Regions from separate parts of the Mus musculus genome. Here region 1 is linked to region 2. The links are chromatin loops, found by intact Hi-C in ENCODE. Cell type or tissue: left cerebral cortex. All regions are shown on one strand. Each heading gives the region's core, and the rest is flanking DNA. Links, peaks and the distances in the headings are about the cores only.

The links. A loop is a pair of places that touch in the nucleus more often than their neighbours do. Peaks named below come from ENCODE experiments on the same cell type or tissue, not always from the same donor. Only the 100,000 strongest peaks of a DNase experiment are listed, where the experiment ranks them.
Region 1: a loop joins it to region 2, with 4 times the contacts of the local background. A loop is called at or near these places in 3 of 42 quality-filtered maps.

The regions. Positions count from the first base shown.
Region 1 is chr7:39,847,064-39,849,981 of GRCm38, forward strand. No RefSeq gene overlaps it. Among named protein-coding and RNA genes, the nearest start is that of Gm34052, 15 kb to the right of the region's middle. In left cerebral cortex, for the core only: a CTCF peak has its summit at 1,263 (motif pointing right); a DNase peak (open chromatin) is centred at 1,273.
Region 2 is chr7:41,499,020-41,501,937 of GRCm38, forward strand. AW146154 (expressed sequence AW146154) reads right to left here and starts at 871. Exons shown (of 4, transcript NM_001033530.3): 1 at 275-871. The coding sequence starts at 277. In left cerebral cortex, for the core only: CTCF peaks have their summits at 829 and 1,455 (motif pointing left); DNase peaks (open chromatin) are centred at 470, 807 and 1,442; H3K4me3 peaks cover 1,360 bases; H3K27ac peaks cover 1,130 bases.

The DNA of each region.
Region 1 (2,918 bases), core at 196-2,695, 1.7 Mb before region 2:
CCGCTCTCAGTGATTACCTGGCTTTCTTCAAATGGACCCAGCATTCTCTGCATGGTAAAAAGTCTAAGTGAATGTCCTCTCAGTCACTAGACATGCAGTAAGGGAGCTTTCACCCAGGTTTGCCATGCATTGTGTTGCTTGGAAATGTGTCATCTCTACCTGCATCAGAGATGGCTAATTCGTTCCATCTCCTTATCCAATGCATATGCCGAGGATACATGTCAAAGTCTGTGGGCTCCTGCACAGTTCCTATAGACAGCCTGTCTGTCTTTTGAGACAGTAGCATGGACATTCACAGATGTACTGCAGAGTTCCTTAGCAATGTCATCTCCATGATGACCTGACAAAGCCATTTATGTGTGAATGAGTCCACAATTCAATATCAACTGTGCCTTCATTTTAGTTTGCGAGAGATGGTAATGCCTCTGCAAAATTCCAACGTGAGCAATTTTGTCTGCAGGCTTGGATTTTATTTAAGTGAATGCTCATTGTTGACAAGGTATAGTCATAGCCCACGCTGGCAAGATCAACAACATAAAACACGAGTAGATGACTGTGAAGGAGATGTGAGTCCCGGAATAGCCCAACTCATCAGGGAAATGATCATTCTTTTTCTGTCACTAGGGACCCTTTACAGTTCTGTACAAGTGCTCTAAACTTAGACAGGCAAGGCTGATTGAGAGACTTGTATGACAGAGACAGCTCCACATGCAGAGAGGAATTTTATTTTTTAAAGGTACAGCCAGTTTGCAGTACCCAGGGAAACCCTGTACCTTTGTAAAAAATAAAAATTAAGTGCTATGAAAACAAATGCACTGATTAGTGGAAGTTCTCTTGGGTTCAAATTTTCTGATTTTTGAAAAAAATAAAAAAGAAGAAAGAAATCAAATGTTGACCTTGGAAATATTAGTAGAGATAACAGCCTTGGACTCCAGCCATTTAGCTGTTTTGTTTTGTTCTTTTTTTTCCCAGCTCTAAAGGAGTTGACTCAGCCAGTGTCCTAGTAGACGATGTCGCACCACCCAGATTTCTGAAGATAGTGCTTCAAATGCACAATCTAGAATAACCCTGCAGTAGGGTAGCACACATCTACTCCAGAATGAGGTTGAAGATGTGCCCAAGGAAGCCCAAGGTTTTAGAACGAGCAACTAAATTTAAAAACATGGCAAATGGCTATGGCTACAGGGAGGGAGGGGAACTGATTCTCAACACTTCCACCAGAATTGCAGTCCTGGAAGCCATTCTTCAGCGGTTGGTTTTCTGTCCACTTGATGGCACTGTTGCATTATATAAGTTATACTGTGTTGGGGCCTGATTACGAAGGCGAATCTTCATCACTACCAAGGGCCATCTTTTCTTGCCATGGTGTTGCAAGCAGCAATGTGTTGTGGTTGTAAATCTTCTCCACTTGAAAGAACTATCTTTTACCCCAAGCCTGGAAGAAGGTTACAATGTCCAAAGGGGTCAGCAGGAGTCTGTGGCTTCTGGTTCCCATGATCCCCCCAAATCCTCTGTGTCAGTGCTGATATGGCAGAGAAGGGTAAAACATATAGGTCTGTGTTGCAGGGAGGAGCAGGGAAGCTCTTTGTCTGGAAAAGTGTACCTAGATAGTGAGATACCTACTGCTCTTCCAATAAACCATGTGGATGGGCACCTGCGAGGCACAGGATTTCCAGCCATCCATGGATGGGATGAAGAAAACATCAGGTCTTCCTCATGTCCTGTTTAGCATCATGCCCTCCTTTCCATGAATGGAACTGATGCTGGAGGTAAGGACACATGAGATGTTAATGCAGACTTGTGTGGCAAGACTCATTTCCAAATGTGGTTCTTTTCTTCAGGTGATTAGCTGACTGCTGATATGCAGACTGTACCCCACACCACACCCACAGCTACTACATCAACATTGCCTTCTGTTTGGGTGGGGCTCATGTTCTGACATCAGTAAAACCACCTCTTGGCACAATTTGTTGTATTTTGACAAGCAGTAAACTCAAGTTTGCTGTGTCAAAGTAGGTCATCTTATAAGCATAGGAGAGCGGGCTGCAAGTGTCTACAGTAGGGGAGGGGAGCAGTTTGAGTTGTACCACCTTTAGATGTGAACGAGTTCCCCAGTGAGTCATTTTCTAGCTGTGTGAGCCTGAGCCAGCCTAGCCCCTTCTCTGAGCTTTTGTTCCTCATTAAGGAATGTAATACCTTTTGTATTGGGTAGATGAAGCTACAACCCATCATAGAATTGACAAATGCTGATATTTACAAACATCCACTGTCCATATGTCCAAAACTACCATACTCCCTTGTTTTCGTTTGGTTTTGGTTTTGGGTTAGCTTCCTTTAACTTTTATTGCTACAAAGGAAAACAAAGCCAACAAGGGATACATTAGGAATCTACAGTGTAAATCTGTATGGCAGAGTATGAATTATTGGATCCTTTTCAAGCATTTATTGACTTCTATTGATATGCACATAAGATATTTGCCACATGCCACAAAAGATATTTGCTGTGTCTTTCCCAACCTTGACTGGTTGGGTAGTTGACTTATTGTTTTTCTTATTTATTTATTTATTATTTATTTATCTATTTATTTATTCATTTATTGTGTCTCATCCTGTGACTCATGCTGACTTGAAACTCAGGGTCCTCCTGCCTCAGTCTTCAAAGTGATTGTATTAACAAATGTGCACTACCACACAGGGAAACATCACCATCTCAAACAACACACAGAGTGGCTCTTAGTCCATTCTGATTCACACAGCTGCCACCACTGTCTCATCTCATGCCATCTGCATTTTCCTCATGCGAAGCAGCTATGACCCCAGTGGGTCAGCAGGTCTCAGGTTCGGCTTGTTCTTCTTTGCTCTATTCTTTGTTTCTCTGATAAGATGACCTTAGCTACTCGGTCTTCAGGTTTCCTAAT
Region 2 (2,918 bases), core at 266-2,765:
GAAGTAAAGAGAAACTAGGCCTGAGTTTGACATCCTGCTAAGGATGTTTCCACACACAAGTCTCTGTGCCAGATGCTTTGAGCAGATGCAGCCCTCATAGCGAAGTTATTCACATCCACTGCTGGGTTCAGGGAATGACTAGGACAAAAAGGGAAGTAACAGGTGGTCAGATCTGGCCACACTTACCACCCAGACCCAGGGACAAGCCACCATACCAGCTCCTGCAACACAACTGCCTGCTCCTCCCCCCTGTGGGCAGTGGCTCTGCACTCACCATGTCGCGAATTAGCAATTTGCTAGAGCTTCCCTCACAGCACCCAGCAGCAGCGCTTAGAGAAAAACAATCAGAACTTTTCCAGCCCGCTCCGCTACAGAGCTGAAGCTGCCGCAAGGCACCCGGAAGATCCCGCCTCCTTTTCTGACTGGCAGGTCCACCTCAAGGCTCTGATTGGCCCTTAAGTCTTGAGTAACGCGAGTACCTCCCTGAGGGTTAGGGTGTGCAGATGAGACTCCGCATGATGGTTGCTGGCCGGGTCTTCCAGTACAGTACCAGACCTTTTCCAGATACATAGAGATTTGCATTTCAGTAGCACTTGTGTCTGTATTCTACCCGTCTGTCTTTCCATCCCGCACCGGGAAGGACCCATCACCTCAGCTCCTGCCGCCCAGCTGCCTGCTCCTCCCCTTTGTAAACAACGACCCTGCGCTTTCTAAGTCGTGGTGGAATCTGGAGCTTGCTTGAACTACCTTTATTCATTAGGCACTTCCCCTTCTTCCTCCGGAAATGAAGGTGGATATGTAATGGAAATCAAGCTTGAAAATTGTAATTCCCAAATTTGACCTGTAAGCCTCACCTGCCCAGGAACCAGGTTACTTCTAGGAATGCTGGGAATTGTAGTTCTTTGTAAGTAACAAGTCCTCGTGGGAAAGTACGGTGGCCAAATTGATTATCTGTATAAAGCCCTACAACATGTGACCGGGGGCTATCCCAGCTGGGAAATTCTGTGGATATTTCTGATCCAGATCCACCGCTTGGTCAGTACTTAATATTTAATAAACGGTTGCTTCAAATTTGGACGGAAATGGTTGATTTGGTTTTCCAATAAAACTCAGGTTTAAGGTATGGAAGCGCATAAGGAAATAATGGTCCCAAATTCGCTCTTCATTCCGGATAATCGAGGGGTGGGCTGACCCAGCCAAGGTCTCCGGGAAATGCGTTCCCTCTGCAGACTCCCGGGGTGAATGGCAGACTCGGAGAAAAACAGTAAGCTTCCTGTTGGTTCCTGGATTCTGGTTAAGGGGATGGAGTTTGTACACCCGTTCGGGCAATTGAGAGATACCTATCGTTTGTTTGTTTGCTTGTTTGTTTTAGTAATTTCTACGTAATTGGGAGTTCATCCAGGGCCATCAGTTATTTTCTGATCAGTTATTTGCCATGGGAGCTCTGGAAACGCCCTCTACTGACGCTGGGAGGTAGAAACTTAAGTAACCCCGCACTTGAGAACTTCAGCTAGGTCCCAATGCCTAGGCTGTCCAACTAATCAGAGACTTCCAGAGGATACCAGGAATTCCAGGGATTATACAAGGAGTCCGCTGAAACAGTCTCCCATCGGTTAAGTTCTCCTAGATTGATGAAACCTCTGTGTAACACCAATTCAATCTATATTGTTGACTCCTGTTTTGTGTTTTGTCCACTTGTCTAGTGCTTCCTCGTGTGTTACCATAGGGTGGGGGAGGGGGGCGACTAAATTAGAGGAAGGCACAATATAAGAATTTACGGACTTAGAAGCAGAAAAGGCCAATTCTAAATATCGTTGTCTTAGGTATCTGATCTGTCTTTGTGTGTTTTGACTTAAGGCTGTAAGGCACAGTGGCTCAGGGAGCTCCGGGTGCAGCATACATAGTTCCGACCCCACCTGCATCTAACTGACTGTGAAGTTGTCTCTCAATATGAGATGCTCTGACTTGGATTGTATTCAGAAGCTACAGACTCTACCCCAGGCTCAGATACTTCTTCTGCCTTCTCCTACCTGTGTCTAGCTGGCAGGAAAGCTGGGTCGAGAAAAACTTAACATTTTAGAACACCAAGTATGTATAAGGTAGATTTGGAGATAGACAATTCACAAATAGCACTTGGGGCTCATTGGATAGCTTTGTAATGTCCAGAGCTCTGCCCCCAACTGCACAGTGCCAGACCCAGCTCCTCTCCAAATTATGGATGAATCTGTGATTTCTATTCTTGTAAGATTTGTTATTTTGGGCTGGTGAGATGGCTCAGTGGGTTAGAGCACCCGACTGCTCTTCCGAAGGTCCAGAGTTCAAATCCCAGCAACCATATGGTGGCTCACAACCATCCGTAACAAGATCTGACCCCCTCTTCTGGAGTGTCTGAAGACAGCTACAATGTACTTACATTTAATAAATAAATAAATAAATCTTTAAAAAAAAAAAAAGATTTATTTAAAAAAAAAAAAAAAAGATTTGTTATTTTATGGGTAAGAATGCACATAGCTATTGCATGCTGGTTTCCAACTGGTCTTCAAAGCATAAAAATTGTTGTTTCTCATTCCTGTAGCTAGTTTACTGGGCTCAAAGTTCACCTCTGGGTTTTCTAGACACTGGAGTTAATATAATAATAGGAATTGAAATATTGTTTAAATATTGATGATACTAACATTGATTTATAATGTTCTACTTTATTGCTGGCTCAGAAAATTAGTTATGGCTTACCCCTTTTCACACCTAGGCATCATTTTATTGGTTTTGTTTTTTGTTTTTCAAGGCAGGGTTTCTCTGTATAATCCTGGCTCTCCTGGAACTCACTCTGTAGACCAGGCTGGCCTTGAACTCAGAAATCTGCCTGCCTCTGCCTCCCAAGTGCTGGCATCAAAGGTGTGCGCCACCACTGCCCAGCTATG